Regions from separate parts of the Mus musculus genome. Here region 2 is linked to region 1. Evidence: chromatin loops called from intact Hi-C (ENCODE). Cell type or tissue: heart. All regions are shown on one strand. Links, peaks and the distances in the headings refer to the core of each region. The heading gives the core; the rest is flanking DNA.

Region 1 (11,078 bases), core at 1,215-9,214:
GTGAAGACTAAGGAGCTGTATCTCTGGGAAATCTGGCACTCAGAGAAGGCAGCAGTAGAGGAGACCTGCAGGCTCAACATTCAAAGACAGGGGATAGGAACGAAAGGGAATCCTGACCAGGAGACACACATTACCCCAGTCCTGTGGCCCAACCTCCTTCCTACCTGGAGAGAATTATCTCAAGAATCTTGTATTAATTACTTTCCTCAAGGCTGTGACCTACTACCTAATTCCAAGCAACTTAAGGAAGGAAGGAAGGGCTTTCTCTGGATTACAGTTTGAGCATACAGTCAGTCAGGATGGGACAGGCATGGCGCGGTGGGGTGGGCTCTCACTTCCACCCCTCCCCACAGAGCAGGAAGCATGAAGCAATGAGGCTGAAGTTCCTTTGGTCTCCTCTTTAAAACACAATTAGTATGAGTATCTCTGATTCTCTTGCCTGCTTGTGGGACCTTTCTCTTCCTATCTGGTTGCCTCATCCAACCTTGATATGAAGGAAGGCATGTGTCTAGTCTTGTTGTATCTTGTCATGCTGAATTTGGTTGATATTACTGAGAGGCCTGCTCTGTTCTGAAGGAAAATGAAGAAGCAGTAGATCTGGGGGGGGGGGGGTAGGTGGGGTAGGTATGTGTGTGCAGGGGACTGGGAGGAGAGGGAGGAGAGGCTGTGGCTAGGTTGTAGTGTTGAGAGAAGAATAAATTAAAAATAAAAAGTTGCATTTGTTTTCTTCGTTTGTTTGTTTTGAGTGCAGGTATCCTGTAGCTCAGGCCAGCTCCAAGCTTTCTATAGACTGAAGGGCAGCCTTAGACTTTCTCCCCCTGCCTCTCTTAAGTGCTGGGATTACAGGACGAGCGTTACCACACCGTCCTCCTTGCTCCCTCTTCATTAAGTCTGAGTTTCTAGCTCATGGGTTGTCCGCCCGCACTCAGCATTAGCTCCAGTGATACCGCTCTAGAAACCCTTGCAGGCATGCTTAGAGGTATGTCTGTCTCCTAGGGGATTTCAAGTCTGGTCAAGCTGCCAGTGCAGATGAACCATCACAGCACTGTAGACATCAGTGCCAGGATCCAAGCCTGCTGCTGCCTCAGTTTGACCGCACAGCTCCTTCCAAGATGATGCTTTGAATTTCCTTCCAGTGGTTCCCTTCCTTGCACGGAGCAACTTGGACTCCAAGCAAACAATACATAGAGATTCCATCAAAGGGCTCATATCTCGTTCTGAAAAATGGTTCACACGGGGGGTGGGGGGTGGAGACTGGAAAGTAGCAGATGTGAAGAGCTTCTTTGCAGAAGCTAAGTGTCTGTGATGGGTTTCCCTCCCCTCCTCTCAGCCTTGCTGCAGAATCACTAACACAGTGCTGAGCTAGTGGAATAGACTTGACTCTGAGGGAATACGAGCATTTTTTTTTATGCTTAGCCATTCCAGCCGTAAAGATTCTTATCCTATTACCACTAAGTGACGAGCGCGAGGAGAGAAATGATGATGATCTTTGACAGCCATTCCAACTGAGTAAATACAAGGAGGGAGGAACTCGTCCAGAGACCCGGGCCACTGCCCCTTCATTTCCCAGGATGAAAAGGAGCAAAGGAAAAATGTCTCCCCGGTGAGATGTATCCAAGTGTGGAATTTTCCCTCCAGGCAAGAGATGGGCGCCCCACTGGTTCTTACCATTTAGTTCCACACTGGACTAAAGGCTGAGAGAATATGCCAGAAGGGAGCAATCAAACCGAGCCAGGCCAGGGAGGAGACCTAATGAAGTTTCCTTAGTTCTAACGCTAGGTAGCCCACCCGTCCCCTGCTCCCCTGCAATCCAAGCCACCCCATTATAGGCATTGCTAGGCAACAGCAAAACCATACATTTGCTTTATCAAAATATTCACACACCCCATCCCACCACCTGCGGGGTGTGTCTCCTCCATTTGATGGCTTCTTGCTTGCCAGGTATTTTATGTGCTATTGGGATGAAGGGAAGGCCAGGGTGAAGGTAGAATAACTGGAAAACAGGAAGTGTTTGTTGGCCCAGTCACTGTGTTATGAACAGAAGAGCTCTTGAGAAATATTCTTAAGACTCTTAGCTCAACTAAAGTTGTCTCTTTCTTACATTAAAATTTTTCTGCACAGCACACGACAACCTCCTCTTAATCATGTGATATAGGAAATATCCAAGTCTTATTTATCATTATGACCACAGGGTCCAGGCAGAGATCTGGAGACTACGTTCTTGGCAGAGCGACATGCCTGAAGTGGAAACATTGGGATTAGGATACCCAGTGCTCTGCTCAGTTGAAATGGGATAAGCTAGCAAGATCATAAAGACTGAGTGAAGGTGGTTCACCCTTGTGCGATGATGTGAAGAGTAGAGAACTGAGAGAATGAGTGGAGGTTATCCAGCCCAACACTTTACAAAGAAGATGAAAAAAGGGAGGAACCAGGATGTTTCATAAGTCAGTCTGCATCCCTCCTCCCCACATCTCTCCAGAGACATGTATGTCTAAAGGATGCAAGCGAGCCTCAGCCTCAGCACTGTGACCATCATACCAAATGGATGTGAGGGGTAGGGTGGGTAACGGAGGGATGCTAACCTCACAGTGTGAGCATGTGAGGGACCCACCACTTTCTGTACCATTCTGGCTATGGTATTATTACTGCCCTTACTCCTGGTGCGAGGAGAGCGCTAAGGACTCGGTCAGTCCATCAGCCTACATGGGAGAACCAATGCCTTCTCCTCCTCCCACCCCTCCCTGTCAAGTCACCTGGTTTCTTCAGCTTCTGAGGCAATTCACCCCAACAGCCCTCTCCTGGCAACTCTTGCTCTAATGCTCAGCTAATAGTTGTCTGTTCCAGGCACTGTCCAAATGCATACTATAAATCAGAATCCAATTACTGTGGTAAGAAAATTGGAAGCAAATTTAATAAGCTTAGACCCCTCCCACGTGCTGTTTCTTAGCTCTTTCTCTTTTCAGTAATGAGAACTCTTCAAAGGGGGAAAAACTTTTTTTTCCCTTTAACTCTCTGACTGCGCTCTCCACTTCTCATATGAAGCTTCTGGGGGTAAAGGATAATGAGAGAGGGCTTCTTTAGCTCCTCTTTCCTCTCTGCATGGAAGACAGGTAAGGGAGGGAGGGAGGAAGAGAGAGAGAGAGAGAGAGAGAGAGAGAGAGAGAGAGAGAGAGAGAGAGAGAGAGGAGGGAGAGAGAAAGAGAGAGGTTGACAGTCTTTCTAAAGTCTTTCTCTTTTATTTATTCAGCAAACAGATATCGTGCCCCTTATCACACACCAGACACTGTAATTGATGTTCAATCTGTTCCTTTCTCTACAGGGCAGTTGACACCAGAACAAGCAGGATCTTTGCTGCAAGGCAGGATGGTCTCCTTAGCAGGAACAAAGCCTGCATCACTGGGGCTCAGTTCCACGAATGAGCTAGGCAGCCAACGTAGGTCATTGGCTGTGAGGTAAAGCATGAGACCCTGCAGTTCACAGAGCTTAGGAACAGTGATGCCAGTTGCCAAGAGGACGCCGGGATGAGGGTAGAAGAAGAGGGGAAAGAGGGAACAAGGGAGACCAGTCTATACAAGGCAGAAGCCAAGATACCAGGACAGAGGGAGAGGCACACAAATACACAGGCAGGTGGATGCACTTATCCCAAGGCCTCTACTCTCTCCTTAAATCCCGAGGCTTCTGGCAGAACCAGATCACACATGGACTTCACTTGGCCTGTGCTTCACAGAGCAGGTCTCAGAGTCACCTAAAGTTCTTGCTGAGCCAGGTCTCTGGGGTTCACCTGAAGCTTTCTGGGCAAAACCTAAGACTGTGCATTTCCAACCTGCTCCCAAGCGATGCTGCCACTGGTGGTCCTTTGGTCTGGAGAATCAGGCTTTCAAAGCCATTGTGAGTTCTTGCTATTCAAAGTGTGAGCCACAGACCTTAGGCATTGCCGTCATCGGGGAACCTATTCGACATGCAGAACCTCAGAGCTGAAGAGATGGCTAAGAGCATTGGCTGCTCTTCCAGAGGACTCAGGATAGCGACACACATGGTACAACTACCTGTAGTAGTTCCAGCTCCTAGGGATCTCAATCCCTATTCTGGGCTCCTCCAGCAGTCCCCATCCATGTGACATTCGCTCTCTCTCACATACAGGAACACAGATGCATAAATAAAAATTATAAAAAAGAATAATAAACCTTAAGAAGAAGGGAAATGCTGGATATCAGCCCCCCTCGCCCCCAACCTACTGAGTCAGATGGACAGACATCCCAAGACGACCTGTCTGTTTGCCTGTTTAAGTCTGAGAAGCCCTCACGCAGAACGGCCACCCTCAAGTCTTGCTGCTCATTAGAGTCACTTGGGAACTGAGCAAGGACACACTTGAGTTGATTGGAGTCTGGGTATCAACATATTTAAACGGCTTCCAAGTGCCTCTCAGAAGGAGCCTGGGTTGAGAGCTGCTAAGACTGGCATTTAGAAACCAACATATCCCACCTTGATGCTGCTCATCTATTTCTCTGGAATCGAGCCTGACCTTGAACCCCACCTTTGTCCTTCCCCAGCCTCACCTCCACACCTGACAGTCTGACCCCTCCATTCTGGTTTTTGATCTGGTGCTTCATTAGTTTGTTTAATCATCTCTGGTTTTCTACCAGCGTGCTTCTCCTCCACACAAGGCTCAGCTATCATTCATATATATATATATATATATATATATATATATATATATATATATATATATGAAAATAGGTCAACACTCTCCATATTTTATTTGACCCTTATAACAACCAAAGTGCATGGGATCATTATTGTTATTTTTATCCCTGCTTTTTAAAAGAGAAAAGCAAGGTGCAGAGAAAGTGAGTTAGTCCATTCATCTCAGCCAGGATGGGAAATGGCTGCCAGATCCCGGAGACCCCATGCTGACCCTAGGGTGACCCTGTACATTGTTCCCGACTTCAGCCTGTTTTACATAGGAGGTCTGGCCTGACCTCGTGCTGGCAGTGAACTGGTGATAAATATTTTCATTTCATCTCTGAAGATTTGGGTAAAAAGCAAGACCAGATTTACAGCAGTGATCTTCACTGCAGATTTGTCCTCCAGGGGAGACATATGGGAACGGTATTTTTGGCAATCACAACTTGGCGTGTGGGGGAAGGTAGCTGTTAGGGTAGGGAGTGCTACTGGCATCTAGTAATAGAGGCCAGAGAAACTGCTAGAATCTTGGGGTGCCCAGGATAACCCCTCCATGAAGCATCATCAAGCCCAATATGTCAGCAACATTGTTCTTGAGAACTCTTGACCACCATTAGCTATGCTGGTCATAACTGAGGTGGGCAGGCCCCAAAGTGAGTCCCATGGGTTCTATTGGTCTGTGTGGACGAGCTTATGGGACGGCACCAGCATCTGTAGGAGACTCACAGCAGAATTAGGAAACCTGGCTGGTGAGGACGCTAGTCATAGATGGTTTCCGTAAGCGGGAGCTGGATGAGGGAGATCCTGTATGTAGCTAGGACCCAGTGATCTGGGTCTGAGGGAAGAACACAGTGCTTTTGTGGACAGGCTCTGGGGTTCGTTCTTGAGATCTCAGGGGTACCACCAGCAGGGGGCAGCACTCTACTAAACTCAGCCTAGGGTTGGAGGATCCAGTTGTCCTTGCTCAAGAACCTCAAGATGACTTCTGATCCTAGGTACCCACCCCAATTCTGAGCCTTGTGATCTCTATTCTTTTGGGCTTTTTTTTTTTTTTTTCGGGTAACATTTGCTGAATCCAGAATTCTCTGAGTAGCACACTTCCAGCTCCTGGAGGGCAAGGCTGTTGCCCTGAGGCAGTCATACGGCTAATATTCTTTCCCCTTTTGTCTTCTCAAACAGTATCAGGATTCTACCTCAGTCCCTTCTGCCCTTCCCACTGCCTCCCTGCCGATTACAACTCTTTAACAGATGGAACCCTGGGTAGGTACAGAGCCCAGAGCTGGCTGGCAAGCCAGGCTCTTTGACGAACAAGCTTGGCTCTTCCTTGCCTGACCCCACAAGTCTGGCCTTTGTGCAAACATTCACTTCTGCTTTGCACCGGAAAGTGAGAGGGCAGGACAGAACTCAGCACGCTCACCTACTTGGTGAGCTCTTGGCATGTCCTCCCATGGCTAAAAGCAGTCGTGCCTGCTCTCCAAGGCCTCCCACCCAGTTGTTCCAGTGCCTGTTTCCTTCCTGGGGGGCCTGGCATCTAGAATCAGGACAAGGAAGTAGCTACCTCACTAAGACCTAATGAGGCTTCCCACAAGCCCCTAATGGGGCTTCTTTCCCTCCCTCTCTCCTGATCTCCCACACGTAGTTTCTGCTCAAGGAAATATAATAACTTGGTATTTAAATTTTTGCTCAGAGAGGAGTAACAGGATAAGGGCTGGGGAATTCAAATAGCAATATCAAAAAGAATTTCAATGAGACTCCGACTCTAAGAGAGTTTAGGCCAGTAGGAGGGAGGAGGAGGGGACTCTGGCTATAGGGGACACAGACACTGCTGCTTAGGGGGACATTCATGGCATTTTATAGGGAGAGTTAAATTCACAGATTGGTCAGCGTTAGTAGAAACCAGGCCATCATCCAGTTTGTAGCCTTTGCTGTGTTCATGTGGACACCAAGACTCCAGTTCCATGCAATACTGATAGTGACTAACGAGGACAAGTTGAATGTCTCCACGGGATACATGCTGCATACAGGATTTCCAGGTTGTGCAGCTCTGCTTTGGCAACCGAGTCCCAATGACTTCATATAGTAATGCTCAAAATTACCAACATAATAAGCCTCAACAATTATAAAAGTCCTTTGTATGCAAATTCTTTTTCTACAAATGGGGACCCAAACCAACTAACAAAGACAAAGAGTCAATACTCTCTACCCTTACACCAACACTCTATACCTTGCCAGTTGAACTGCCTTTGACTCTTGCCACTCAGAGGCCAGTCTGTGTTGGAATGGGTGCAAGGACAGTCATGCATTTCTCTGTGACTCTCTAGCATGTGTGGGCCAGAGCATGGAGGTTTAGAGGGGGAAAATAATTAAGACCCAATTGCTTTCTCAGACCTCAGAAGCAAGCAGAGGGGCTACCAGGACCAAAGGAGCAGTTGGCAAGGAAACAAAACAACCCCCTTCACAAAGCCTCTTTCTGCTTCTAACAAAGCTCTCTACCTGCTCTCTGTTGTGTTCTGGAGCTGTGACCTCTCTAAGCCAGTGGCTACAAAGAGGGTATGGTGAAAGGCCCCCTGGGCAGGCAGACAGGAAACAACTCTAAGTGAAGAGGCCCCTCTGAGTCTCTTCTCACCTTGTAAAATGTGCATGAGATGCTATGGAAAGAATTTCTCTTAGTGACAGGAGAGAGCATAGCCTGAATTCCTGAGGGTTTACCCATCATGCCCTTTGCTTAGAGAGCCAGGCTGGAATGTGAGACTTGGTCTGGAAAATCCAGGTTCGGTCTTTTAGTGTTCCACTAAGCTTTTAGCATTATATAGCATGCATCACCTAGGGTGACTACCAGCTGAGGAGCAGGTGTACCCTCTGTGGTGGGCGTCTCACTCTCTTCAACCTCCAAGTAGAAAGCAGGATCTTTGGGATAGTTTGTGTGCAAGCAGTGTGTAGCACAGAAACTTTATCCTGTCACCTGCCCCAGGTCTTGACACTGGGCACTATGATCAGTGAGTCTCCAAATAAAGCTCTTTGCTAATAGGTCCTGGCTGCCGAGAGGGGTAAAGCACCTACATGGAAGAAGGAGGTACCTCTTATGACGTGTGTCTGGGACAGCCCGATTGCTCGATATCCGCTCACTCTCCCGTTGGTTGAAAGCATACAGTTTGTAGGGATCATCACCGACACGCCACTTTTTGGCATTCAGATACCGCCGCTCATCAAACTGCTCCCACAGGTCATCCCAGTCCGCATCGGAAGGCTGTGTGACATGAATGGAAAGTCTGTGAGAAGGCTCCCCAGCCACCACCAGCTCCCCATCCATCTGTCAACAGCCAGCCAGAGATTAAGCTTGTTCCGTCTGGCAATGCTGAGCTCAAACATGGGGCCAGGGGCAGAAGAACATCAGCAAACCCGCCAGCAATAATAATCGCATAGAGAAGGGTGATAATGTTGCTACTGCTACCTATCAAGCCCCACATGCCAGGTACAGTTCTAGGACCACCGTTTCCATGATCTCATACAATCCTCATACAATTGCTCAGATGTGTCAATACATGCTCACACAATCAGTACATTGCCCAAGATTCACACGTAGGGAGCAGCAGGACCTTTGCCTAAATTCTAGCACTCCAACCTGAAAGACCATCTTCCCAGGACGCCTGGTGCACTGGCACAGACCAGGTGGACCACAACTTCTGTTGTCTCCAATGAGCTTCAGGAGAGGCAGTTTCAGGAAGCATGTCATCGATCCACAATGGTGGGAGGCACACCAGACACATTGGTCTTTTGTTTCCCCAACCCAAGAACCTGTAGCCACTCTTAGAGGAAGCATCAATGGGCGAGCCAGTAATAAGCCAACAGTGTATATCTGAGGACACAGGATTTCAGATTTTGGAAGGTGACTTCCATGTCCTTGGTTTGGTTCATACTTGAACTCTCTGAACAGATAGGGGACAAGGGACTCTAGAAAGGTCACCAGCCAAGCAAGTAGCAGGTCTTCAGGCAAAGTTTAGTCTTCTGGATCCTTCCGACGGGAGAGGTGAGGGCCTGCCTTCCCTTCAGAGCCAATGATGTCTGATATACCCCATCAACCAAGTCTCAGTCACCCAGCTAGTGGGGCTGAGAATCCAGGCCTCAACGTGGCAGCTGCTTCCTAAAAACTGTTCCCACCCTCACCACAAGAAAGAGTAGTCTATACCCGCAAATATCCACAACTTTCAATTCCATCTAAACCACAAATGCTCTGCCTCCAGGAAGAGCTTCCAAATGGTCTCAAGTGGGGTGGCTTTTGCCCTGAGGCGGGCATTGTCACCAAGAAGTTGCTCATTCATATGACCCTAATAGTCAGGTCACAGTCTCACACTGCACAAATCTTAAGGGAGAAGAGACCAGCGCTCGGTCATAGAACGCTAGCTGTTGCTGCACACAGACATCCAAGCAGGAGGTTCAGAACTGGCTTAGTGACATTTGCACAGGCTTTGTGACAGGTAAGAGGGGCTATACCAGTCTGCACGCTCATTTTGTGCACTGTGAGATCTTATCTGGTAATTGATCTCTCTCTTCCTCTTTGTTATCTCTGTTTGAAACAGCATTTTTCTCTAATAGCATAAAACGAAGCCCTGGAAACCAGTGATTTTTATCCAATAATTGATTTTATTAGTGTCTTACGATACTGCTGCTCCAGAATTTGCTAGGGGTAACTCAGGTAGGTGTGGGAAACCCACAAGCTGGGCTGTGCAGTGTCACAGCTTGACAGCTGTCACCTCTGTTTGGAACATCACCCCAGGATGACCTTGACATCCCATCCTCCTGGGAAGGGTCGTGGGACTGTCTCCCATTGGCTCACTGCCAACTTAATTCATTATGACTCTCTTAATAAGTTGTAACCCTTCATGGTGCTCTGAGCTCAAAAGGAGGGAGGAAAGACAGTAGCACATGTCCTAGAGAGGTTCCACACTTCACACACACACACACACACACACACACACACACACACACACACACACAGAGAGAGAGAGAGAGAGAGAGAGAGAGAGAGAGAGAGAGAGAGAGGACATTTATACCATGCTACAAGGTGAGTTCAACCACAAAAGCTCAATGACAATGTTTTTACAGAGAGAAGTAAGTAAAGTATAGCTCATAGAATGAGAGTCAAAGAGCTGGATCTTGAAGAATGAGTAAGGAATGTATATCAAAGAAAGCCAGATGGAAGGTAGTCCATTCATGAGTGTGGTATAGAATAACAGAACCAATAGTGTGCATGTGTGTGCAAGAATATATGAAGCCAGGCTTGGTAGCACAGACCTATAATCTCTGTGAACTATGAGGCTGGCTGCACCTGCGTGGGGGCCACGATTCAATCCCTAATACTGAAAGAAAGAAAGGAAGAAAGGAAGAATTTAGAGATTATAAAGAATTTTATCCTGTACTTATTGTTGTGCTTTATAAAAGAAAGAAAGAAAAAAAGAAAGAAAGAAAGAAAGAAAGAAAGAAAGAAAGAAAGAAAGAAAGAAAGAAAGAGAGAAAGAACCAGGCTATGTTTGGTAGAAGCATGGTATGGTGAGGTGGGAGGGGTGCCTCTGCAGGCCCATGCTGAGGCTGAGACATCCCTTCCCCCTGAGGCAATAGTCATACGATGGCTATAGTATGGAATAGAATTTATTTAGGGCATGAGGAGGGAGTTGGGGGAGTAGAGACAGAGAAAGGCAGAGAGAGAGAGAGAGAGAGAGAGAGAGGGAGAGAGAGAGAGAGAGAGAGAGAGAGAGAGAGAGAGAGAAGAAGAAGAAGAAGAAGAAGAAGAAGAAGAAGAAGAAGAAGAAGAAGAAGAAGAAGAAGAAGAAGAAGAAGAAGAAGGAAGCAGAAGAAGCAGAAGAAGCAGAAGCAGCAGCCATCTAGGAACATGTGGAGAAAGAGGGGGAAGAGGAATGGGGAGAAAAGGGACAGAAAGGGTAAGAGAGTAAGAGAGTAACTATGGGGTGGAGCCTAGAAGGAATGTTAACACTTATGAAGCTGACAAGAGCTGTTGTTGGTCACATTCCCAAAATGTATTTGATGAAATTCCCAGGAATCCAGTAGCCCAGTTACATTAGTACAAAATTAACTATTCACAGGACATGCATAAAGAAAAACCTCTAGACAACATCTGGGCCTTAGAAAGTAGGCCATAGGGAAATTGACCCTGGCAACATATATGGGATGAAGTATAAGGAAGAGAATTTCCACAAAATGGCCTGTTGGGGAGTAACCTTCTTCTATCCTGATGTCTGGACTGGGGTCTTATGACTGAACCAGCAGGTGGAGGACCAGGCATCCACTGCAATAAGAGGCTGGGGAGAGGAGATACATCCCACCTCTCGGGCTTCATTCCAGGTCATGCACTCCATTTGCATCAAGCAGAGTCATGGAGC
Region 2 (11,078 bases), core at 918-8,917, 170 kb after region 1:
CATGTATGAATGGCCAAGATAGGAAAGCTGGACTGGAGGAGGCTACCTCTGTGACTATCATCAGACAGCTCCTTTTTTATGGCTTTTCAACAGTTTTAAAGCATTATCTATTACATGTAACTATAACGTCTGAGTTCCTGGTGGTGCAGAGTGGGGTGTGTGAGCTCAAGTTCCAAGAACACTACAGACGTGTTTGAAAAGATGGCCATCAAGGTGCTCTGGAGTCCAGCATGATTGAAGGGACAGAACTAGAGTGAATCAGGAGGACCTGTCACTTCCTATAGGAAGTCACTTGCTTCCTCCAAATTTCTCACTTCTATGTCTTCCAACATTGCTTCAACATTATACAATGTCTCCAAGACACTTTAATGGCTTAGGCAGTTGTCATCACAGTCACTTGTCATGGTCCAAATGATTCCCCCTCCCCCCCCACCATCTGAACTCACGTTCCCACACTCTTTCTTCTTCCCTGAAGCACTTTTCTTTCTCTGGCCATTTCTTTACCTCACAAATAATGTCATGCAAGACTCCACAGGCTGATCTAAGGAACCCAGATGGGCTCCAACCTCTATTCTTGGATAGTTTTCATATATTTTTCCTTAACCAGGATACCTTTCTCCAGCAGAATTAGACTTCTATCCCGACAGGCTAGGATCCAGATGCATGCGTGCCTTTGTGTCTATTTAAACATAAAGCAAATACTAAGTACATATTATGATTATATATAATTACATAGAGCACACATACACATGAATGTACGTGGATTGTAAATAAAAACAGCCTGCCAATATTACTTGTGTTTACATTATTCACTGGTGTTTACTGTTACTGAAGTCTAAGAAACCAAGGCACAGATTATTCGGGAGACACTCTGATATTGGCCTCTCATGGAAGATCAATAGAACAAGATGGTATGAATGCTTTGGAGTCATAAGTCAGGCTAACAAAGGAAGAGTGTAAGTCTACTGAGTGCCTGTGAACTCACCTCCCTCTGCCTTTAGGACCAGAGTGTTATGCTCCCTAAGAAGTTATCCATAGCATATGATCAAGAGCTAAACTTTCTGCCTGGGAGATAGTCTGTTTTGAGGAAGGATGGCAGCAGAGGACTGAGAATCCTCTTAAGCTCCCGCGCAGATATAGAACTATATTTCAGAAGCCCAGCTAAGCTGTGAAAGCTGAAGCTTCCACTATTCCAGCTCTGGCTCCCCTGTCCTAGCCAAAGCGCTCTGGAGGAAACGATCCTGCTTCCATAGTCCCTACCAGAGAGTGGTCCCAGTCACCCAAGAAAACAGCTCCTGGTGAGTGGCTCAGATAGCGTGGACACTCAGATCTATCCAAATCATAATGAAAAGCAGGGGTAAAAAGATATGGGAGATCCACTTACAGTATTGTGAGAGGGGTAGAAGCAGTCATGGATCCTAGGGTATGTCATACTTCCATGTCTGGTCCATCTGCCATATCAAACCTTCCAGTGACTGGTGAGGTAATGTAAATTGAGTTGAGGTTTGCCCAGGAGGATGGTACCCAGAGGCCAATCATTCATATATATATGTAATATTATATTGCAGTCATATATATGTAATAAATATATATTGCACATATATTACATGTGTATATTAATATTATGTGTATATATGTAATATTATATTCAAACAATAAGGTCCAATCACAGCTGTCCAAAGTTCAGCTTCCAAACTAGTCTCCTGATAATCTTGGGTATTCATCTACATTTCAGGAGCTTCAAATGGGAGGCATCACTGGGGCATCACCACTAAGAGGCCATCTGAATGAATGCCTCACGCATCTTGTGAACAGTTGCTGTGTCCTGAATATCTGGTGCTCCTTGTGCCTCATGTATATTTAGCATGAATCATGAATATGCAGTAGCTATTCTGTTCCTCCATCCCTTCCTATCTACATTCACACATATGTGACTTTAACTCTCTTAATCTAGTTCTGATACATCTCACAGCCAGTTGCTTATACACTCTGCATAACTAGCCTCCTGATTCACTTATCTTAGTTCACGGAGAGAATCTAATACCCTCTGTGAAGGCATATTATGCTAAGTCCACCAGAACAGTAACTCAACTTCCACCCTACTTAAAGAGGTCTCCACAGCCCCTACCTTTCTGCATCTTTGCCACACTCCTGTGAAGCAGGAGATAGCATCCCAACTCAGAATCTAAGACTGACTGACAGGGTTAGTGATTTCTCTAAGGCCATAGCTACAAAGTCAGTGGTAGCATAGGAGAGCCAAGCATGAACCTTCTAGCTTCCAGTCAATGTCTTTTCTGTTTCATCAGATTAATCCTAGACCATGTCTACTCTCCAAGGACCCAACTCTCATAAGAAGTCTCAGGATTCAGAACTACTAGCTCCTGAACTGGCTTATATCTGAAAAAAAAAATCAACTCTGGAAGTCTGAGAATCAGCCTTGTATACACACACACACACACACACACACACACACACACACACACACACACAAACACACACACACACACAAGTACTCATGTGCACAAATGCTTCATGCTTCACAGAAATCACTTGCTTCTAGGAACGGGTCCAAGCAGCCCCTCTTGTCAGTCCAGCTTCACAGTCATTTGTTCATTGTAAGAGAATGCAAGAGGTTTTTCTGAGCTCAGCCCCTCTAGCAGTTTGTCTGGTTCATCCAAGGCACAGTGGCAATGTGAGAGAAGAGATCTGTGCCCAGAGACCACTGCAGTTCTTTTAATGAGCCCTCAGACCAGGGTACTCTTAGCATATGTGCGCCCATCAACCTATGTCAAGTACTCTAAGAGCCAGAAAACCAATGTTCTTTACCAGTAAACCAAGCAAGCTTCTCCCAGGAGACCACACAGAACAAGTGCTTGTTAGTTCACTTATGCCACGGCGTGACCCAAGCCCACCCTTCCAGTTGTAGGCAATGCCAAGTGAACCAGTGACCTAGGGCTGACTCCAAGTCTCTCAGACTATGCTCAGGCTGCTGATGGCTGTGCTGCCTCTGCCAGGCTTCTGCTGCTGCTGCTGCTGATAAACACACCACTCTGCATAGCTGGATGATGGGACAACAGTCCATTATTTAAGCCTCCCCTCAATCTCAGGCTGGCCCGGGATGCCCCATCTCCTGCTAGGCAAAGTTTCCTTTGTGGCTTGCAACCTGAAAGCAAGAAGCTCTGGAACTTCACTCAAGTAGTTAACCGTCTTTGGAGGAGACATTTAGGATGTATTAGGAAAAGGACTCCTAAGTATTTTCAATGGTGCCCAAGAGATAATGTCCTCAGATAATCTATAAAGGTATGTGTGTCCACTTAGCCAACATCGGGTGCCTGTTTCAGAAAGCCACTCAGTCCTATAACAAGACCAGGACTAGTGGGAGTCATTCTTAGACAGGTTTTATGTTTCTGTAAGTAATTTTTTTTTTCTGTAAGTAACCTGAAAAGAGACCGGGGCTTTTTAATGTTAGCATTGGGAGAAGTAGGATAGCTGTGAAGTAGATGCACTGGCCACAGAGCATGATAGCCCGGGTGAGTGAAAGAAATCTCAAGGAGCCTTGTGATGAGAGGATCAAGGCTGTCCTCTGATCTCTACACATGAGTGTTCTCTCTCTCTCCCTCGCCCCCCCTCTCTCTCCTCTGTTTCTCTCTCTCTCTTTGTCTCTCTGTGCCTGTCTCCCTATGTCTCTTTCTGTCTCTGTCTCTGTCTCTGTCTCTGTTTCTGTCTCTGTCTCTGTCTCTCTCTCACACACACTCACAATGAGTGTAATTTGTTAAATGGTAGGATTCAAGGACATATGCAACATGGAAGTGTAAAGTGGAATACTGGGGGGGAGAAGGTACAAGTGGGGTGTAGGGGTCAGGAAGACTGGGGTGAAGAGAGAGTTTCAAAGGACCAACTCAAACAAGAAACATTTATGAAAATCCTATAAAGAAATCTGTTACTTTAATTATTAATTAAAAATTAAATAAGAATAAAATGATAAGATTCACCTGATTGTCTTTAAATAGCCTTATTAAACTCATAAATAATAAATGAGCTGAGCACTCAAGCCTACCCCAGGATTCAGGGTGGATGTGTATAGAATAAGTACTTAACTCACTGTTTGCTCTTTTCCAGAAATAAATACAAGCAAAAAGGCACCACTGGTCAAATAAAAGCTCAATAGAAGAAAAGAGTCAGGGCAAGGAGAGCAAATCCAGTTAGGCTGGCAAGGACCCCTAATGAACCAGGCTTTCCCCTACCCTGTTCTAAGAAGCTGCCTCTGACTAACCCAATGCGTCCAAGAGCTCTTGTGTGTGGATAGTCCGCCATCTAGCGTTAGCAGTGGACCAGGCTCATGTCACAACAGGAAGACGGTGCCCTCCTGCAGAGAAATGACAGCACTCAAGGTTGTTAAGGGCCATTTGCTTGAACAGCAGTCAGATGTTATGCCATCCAGACTTAACAGGAGCTCCGTGAGGTCAGCATTCTGGTCACCATTTCACGGACAAGGCTGAGAGCTCCCTCCAGAATGGTTGAGCCATTTAACCAAAGTGTCTTGAATCACGGGGAAGGTCAAAGATTTGCCTCAGTTCACCCTGCTGACACCTTCCTTTGCTGCTGGTGAGGGGAGGGTCTCAGCAGCATGGCTCACGTTCCACCCCTCTGAGCTGTGAGCTGGTCTTCCAGACTCAGCCTCCATTATTTGCTTCTGTGTCTTCTTTCCTGTAGGCAGCATCCTCTTTCCAGACAGGGAGTTCTCGGTGTCCTTAGGGCCTAACCTGGTTCCTCCCTTGATATCTAACCCACTGGAGAGCCTTAGTCAATGTCTTCAAGTAGATAGCCAGCTAGCTGGACCAGAGATGAACAGTCACTTCCCTAAATGGTATCATCATTCCTGGGCCAAGAGACCACCACATGCTAATCAGCCAAGCACACAAGCAGCCAATCAGCACAGAGAATCCTCATCATGATAGAAGCCCCAGGGGATCAGTTGAAGTCCAGTCTACACTTCTTGCCGGGGCTCCCCACTGTTAATACCAGGCCAGTTTTAAGTCACAACTGATTGCTCAACGTGGTTCTTGGAGCAACTCTGTCAGTTCTGAGTCTCCAGGTTTTACTGGGTCTATGATTCAGAAACCTTCTGGTTGACAGCCCAGGGCTCTGATGGAAAACTTGCTGTGTCTGAAGCAGAGGGAGCAGAGGTAAGCAGAAAGTCAAGTCTCTCTCTGTTTGACTCAAAGGATATTTTAACATGGAGACAGGTGCTTTCTTAGAGGTCCCTGCAGCCAAGTGTCTTCATAGAGATGGGGCAACCCCCTAAGGCCACACATAAGAGAGGATTCTATATACTCCGAGAGAAAATGTGATGGAAGGCAAAAAAAATACAATTCTATACATTGGTGTTTTAGGAGAGTGATCACTCTCGAGGCAAAAATAAAAATAAAACATAATAGTCATAAAATACTTGCACTGCCTGGGGGGGGGGAATTGGAGCTTCATTTATTGAGTGTCTGCAGCTTGCTGGCTTTATTTAATCTTTGTAATGACCCAGTGATGTAAGCATTCGGGGATGCATTTTACAGATTAATTAACCAAGATGCACTCAAATAGTTAGCATAACTCTTCCTGAATAGTCGTTGTTTTCTGTCCTGCTAGATTTCATGTTCCTCTCTACTTAGGAAACTGGAGAGGAGATGTAACTTGGGACCTGAAGCTAAAGACCCTGGGAGACTTTGATTGCAGAGCTCATCGACAACTAGGCAGCCATGCTCCTCCCTGAAGCCAGGCAGAGCTGGCCCACTTTTACCTACCCAGGGCCCACTGTACACTTCCTCCCTTTTCCTCCTATTACAAATACATACATTTCGCTGTAGAAACGTCCTGGAGGCTAAGCTCATTTCTCTAACCCAGCATGGTGACAGCAGGAAAGTCACGCTATTTACACTCAGCTGCTGACTGCCCTGCTCTGAGCCTCATCTGAAATCTAGAAGGTTCTTTTTGATGACTGAATTTTTACACAAGACATAAAATAAGAAAAGAAGAGGGGATTTATTTTCTTTGTAAGAGTTACTAGTTTCCTTTGGGAGCTTGACAGCAGAGAGCAGGCTTCACTTTGGCATGCTCTGTGTGAGCCCCATCTCAAGGCAACCTGATCCCGGGGTCCCCGGATCAGGCCTGCTTTGCTACTGGAGGCCTGGAATCTTGCCTTTCCTCAGCCATCTTCCATTGCCTGTGATTTGTAGTTAACCTTTAAAGTTTGGTTATGTAGAACTGTGAGTAGCCATCTCTTAGACCTTCACCCTGACCTCTGTCCACCCTACCTGCTCAGGTCGTCTGCTTATCTTGTGCCCTGGAGTGACAGAAACAAGGGAAGGAAGATTAAGGGAAGGGGGAGAAACACAATGCATGAGAGACAGAGGAGGGCAGTGTGGGCCCTGTGCAGCCAGCCACTGCTCCTTCAGACTAAGTCACTTAGAAACAGAACCATCTGCATCAAGTACAGCCAGCACATTGCCAAAGACTATTAAGACATACTACAATGATAGACTAGAGTGACTGACAGAGATACTAATAAATCAATGAACATAAAACTCTTTTAAAAAATTAAGCCAGGCAGTGGTGGCACATGCCTTTAATTCCAGCACTTGGGAGGCAGAGACAGGTTGATCTTTGAGTTTGAGAGTGAGTTCCAGGAGAGCCCAGATACACAAAGAAACCCTGTCTCTGAAAAAAAATAATTCAAAAGTTACAAATGTGGACACAAGAGAAATGGCTCAGCAGTTAAGAGTGATGGCTGTTCTTCCAGTGTAATTCAATTCACTCCAAGAACCCTCATGGCAGTTCACAACCATCTATAATGCTAGTCCTATAATCTAGCACCCTCTTCTAGCCTCTGTGGACACCAGGCATGCATGTAATATACATACATACGGGAAAAATATGTACAGACATAAAATAGACAATTTTTAAGCCTAAAAACAATTGATTGTCCCTTTTAATAATCAGCAATAACTCATGTGTTTCTACTTTAAGATAAATCATTTTCTATTTTACCATTTAGTGTCCTGGCCCAAGGGACAGTCGAACAGGGTCTGAGGAACCATCTGTGGAGAGAATGAGGAGCGAGAAACACAAGGAGGGACAGCAAGTCTGATTGATCAATCTGTCAAATTTTTATTATTCCCAGGCAGGTTTTATGCCCACAGAAGTAGGGTATGGGGTGGGGGGGATGATGCAGAATCTCTTTGTTTCTGGCGGAACGAACCTGTTCCCCAAAGCAGGATATTGGCTAGGTAAAAAAGTTCAGCAGGAGAAACAGAACAGAATGGTTTGCTAGGTACCTGTCCACAAGATCTATAGCTATTTGTTCTTAACTGGGGGTAGTACTTTCCCACAGAGGCCTCAACTTTTTCCCACAGAAATCTCAACAAAGCTGGGACTTTTCCACTAAAGCCAAGATTTTGTAAGTAAGCACTTATGGCTGACAAGGCAGTTAACATTCAAACAGGGTCGCTCCCAACAATTTAGCACACTTCAAGGCAGTGGCTCTCAACATTTCTAAAGCTGTGACTCTTTAATACAATTCCTCGTGTTGTGGTGACCCCCAACTGTAAAATTATTTTGTTACTACTTCATAACTACTGTTATATACCATAATGTAAATATTTGATATGCAAAACATCTGACATGTGACCCACAACTGAGTCATAACACACAGGTTGAGAATCACTGCTTTGAAGATTTTGTTTTGTTTTGTTTTGTTTTGTTTTCCCTGAGTAAAATACATCCCTACATCCTTGAACCATGATTTGAAAGTAACCCTCTGTTCTGGTATTCATCTACCAGGTGCTCATCCACCAGGTGTTCTTCCATCAGGTGCTCATCCACCAGGTGTTCAGCCCCCAGGTGCTCATCCACCAGGTGTTCAGCCCCCAGGTGCTCATCCACCAGGTGTTCAGCCCCCAGGTGCTCATCCACCAGGTGTTCATCCACCAGGTGCTCATCTACCAGGTGCTCATCCACCAGGTGCTCATTCACCAGGCTGTCGCATCTTCTTAGTTCTGCTACCAATGGGCACCATCTTATCCCTTTGCTTGGCTTTCTTCAGTCAGTGGTGTACTAGAAATCTGCATTAATTAGAACCCCTTGTGAATCGAGGGATAGTACTGAAGGGAGCAGTATAGTACTGAATGGCTCAGGCATGCTGACCTCTGAGAAATGCCTGGGCTTTGGACCATGGCCTGTAGTTTTGCACCCAAGTCCTGAGTTTGCAGGGATGTCATGAGCAGTACATGTTGCTGAAGTTAAAAACCTGAATTGATGGACCACTAACTGTACAACTTAGCATGGGTTAGTTTTTATTCTCAGAAGGTACACAAAGTCTGGGGCACATTTGAAATGGATCCATAGGTCAGGCAAACAGAAAGACACACATCAAAAAGAGTAAGGAACTAGAGAAGTTAAATGCTTTTAATCTATTGGTATTTCAAATCTAGTCAACTAGATACTAAGTGCTGTCAGCAGAAGACACCATGACCTTGGATGCCAGAGCCGACCCCTCCACTAGGATCCCACCTCTGTTGTTAATTCCTGCATTTATTAAACCCCACTGTAGCCCTAGCCTCACTCCCAGCAACTGATACTTAGCCAATGCCTCTGCCAATGCTGGTGTTTATACAAACGTCTAGAGATACACCATTCCTTCTTCACTCCTTGAAGACAAATCTATTATCTCAGATGTAATGACTTTTGGTATATGTAAGGTCATTTAGGTTGGATTAGGTTTTAGGGGGAAAGCTGAGAGGAGAGGAGAGGAGAGGAGAGGAGAGGAGAGGAGAGGAGAGGAGAGGAGAGGAGAGGAGAGGAGAGGAGAGGAGAGGAGGAAGAAGGAGAAGGAAGAAGGAGAAGGAAGAAGTAGAAAAGCAAGAGAGTGGAATCATCCTTTAGGCAAAGTAATTATTAACACCAACACAGCAGGGGTCTGATGTAAAATTTCAGTCCCACCAAGACAAAGCAGGATAGAGGGAAACAGGGCACACTTGGCTTAGGCTATGTGATAGAGGCCACTCTTTCTCTGGGTAGAGGAGTGGGACTTGTTTAATTGATCAGCCTTATTACTTGGCTGGGCTAGCTGCAATCTGCAGCCCTATCTGCTTAAGGTCTGTTTTCCTGGGTGGGCTTGGTTCCCTAGCAGGTTGGGCAGCTGTAAAAGTGATGGAGGAAGGCTTAGCACATCACTCTGGAGCAAGCTTGCTCAGGCTATGCTGGTTTACAGCTCTTCTCATGACAGGGTTATGGCTTGAAATAGGTGGCTGGACTTAAATCCAAGGCAATCTTTTTTTTACCAAGCAAAAGTGGAGAGAGAGAGGGAAAAAAAACCCTACCTTCCTAGCTGAGAAGGTGATGGCTGATACAGAAAAGCTGGTCTCAAGAAAGACCTATGCTTAGGCCATATGCAGAGTCCTAATGGAGAAAAGATAGGACTCCAGCCTTCACAGCAGTTCAGGGTACTCATCAGCCACAGAAAAAGCAAAGGATAATAAGTTCAGACCTGCCTAACTTGAGCCCTACGTGCAACTCCTGGGGAACCATGGAGGCAGGATACTAATGAATGGTGTAGCCAGAGGGGCCACAGCACCTGGCAGGACGTATAAATCAACCTGAAATGTAATCAACATTGACTTCTCACAGTGCCTCTGAATAATGACAGCCAAGCTGTCGCTAGGTCTGCATGCAACTCTCAATGAGTTTCCCCCCATGGAGTCCATTTGGTATGCTCACACAGGCTCTGTGCAGCTGTACCAACCAACTGGGTAGCAGAAAGCTATTAAAACATATTCCACATGTTTGCAAATACAGATCCATTGATCTGATAGCTTTACGTGGGAGCTTTGTAGAGATATTAGGCCATTATACCAATATTGATGAAACTACCAATGGTGTCAGAGGAAGCTTCCAAAGAAGAATTCCAACAAGATGGCTGCCATCTTTGTTTCTGACTCTGAGTGCTCTGGTGGTCTCCTTATTGAGCTAGAGATGGCCAGAGCTGGAGAGGATCTTAGATCTCACCAAGTCAAGCCCCCTCATTTCACATATGGAGTAGCAGAGAGGACACGCTTTAATATGACTTATTTAGACTTATGCCAGGTGGTGGTGGCACATGCATTTAAAGCCAGCACTGGGAAGGCAGGGGCAGGTGGATCTCTGAGTTGGAAGGTAACCTGGTCTACAGAGGGAGTTGCGGAACAGGTAAGACTACACAGAGAAACTCTGTCTTGAATGAATGAATGAATGAATGAATGAATGAATGAATAAACAAATAAACAAATAAGATAACGGATTTATGGCTTTATTCTGAGTCTCAGATCTCAGTCCAGGTCTCAATGTGATGGCACGTTGCTTTGCAGAAGGTTATTCAAGCTGTGAACTTTCCTGTCAGGTGTCAGATATACATTACTCTCTTCTAGCTTAGGGATGCCACTGTAGGAATTCCTGGGATCAAAAGATGCCTGTGTAGTTGTGTGGGACCAGGCATCTTGGGAAGGACTCAGAAGGGTCTGGCTATTGCCTTTATAGCTAAATGCTACCTTCACAGTGAATACTGAGACGTTAAAAGAACACATAATAAAGGTCACTACATCTTGGAAAAGCAGTCCAGAAAATGGATATTTGAGATCAGAGAAGCAGTATAAGAATTCTTTCTAAGCAACTCGTCTTAGTAAGGATTTCTATTGCTGTGTCAAAACACTATGGCCAGAAACAAGCTGGGGAGGAAGGAGTTTATTTGACTTACACATCCCTTTCACTGTTCATCATAGGAAGAAGAATCAGGACAGGAACTTAACAAGCAAAGAACCTGGAGGCAAGAACTGATGCAGAGGCCATAGAGGGATGCTGCTTACAGGCTTGCTCCCCATGGCTTGCTCAGTCTGCTTTCTTAAGGAACCCAAGAACACTAGCACAGGAGTGGCCCCACCACAATGGTCTGGGCTTTCCCCATCAATCATTAATTGGGCTGATCCACAGCCCAATCTTATGGAGGCACGTTCTCAAAAATTGAGGTTCCCTCCTCTCAGATGATTACAGTTTGGTTG

Evidence for each region. Hi-C counts contacts between places; a loop is a spot of excess contacts. Peaks named below come from ENCODE experiments on the same cell type or tissue, not always from the same donor. Only the 100,000 strongest peaks of a DNase experiment are listed, where the experiment ranks them.
Region 2: it touches region 1 in a loop (4-fold over the local background); 12 of 42 quality-filtered maps call a loop at or near these places.

The regions. Positions count from the first base shown.
Region 1 is chr17:73,567,044-73,578,121 of GRCm38, forward strand. Galnt14 (polypeptide N-acetylgalactosaminyltransferase 14) reads right to left here. Exons shown (of 15, transcript NM_027864.2): 2 at 7,761-7,930. Among named protein-coding and RNA genes, the nearest start is that of Gm46602, 95 kb to the right of the region's middle. In heart, for the core only: a CTCF peak has its summit at 5,594 (motif pointing right); no DNase peak of the experiment used is centred there; H3K27ac peaks cover 1,788 bases.
Region 2 is chr17:73,739,805-73,750,882 of GRCm38, forward strand. No RefSeq gene overlaps it. Among named protein-coding and RNA genes, the nearest start is that of Galnt14, 35 kb to the left of the region's middle. In heart, for the core only: a CTCF peak has its summit at 4,322; a DNase peak (open chromatin) is centred at 4,317; H3K27me3 peaks cover 713 bases.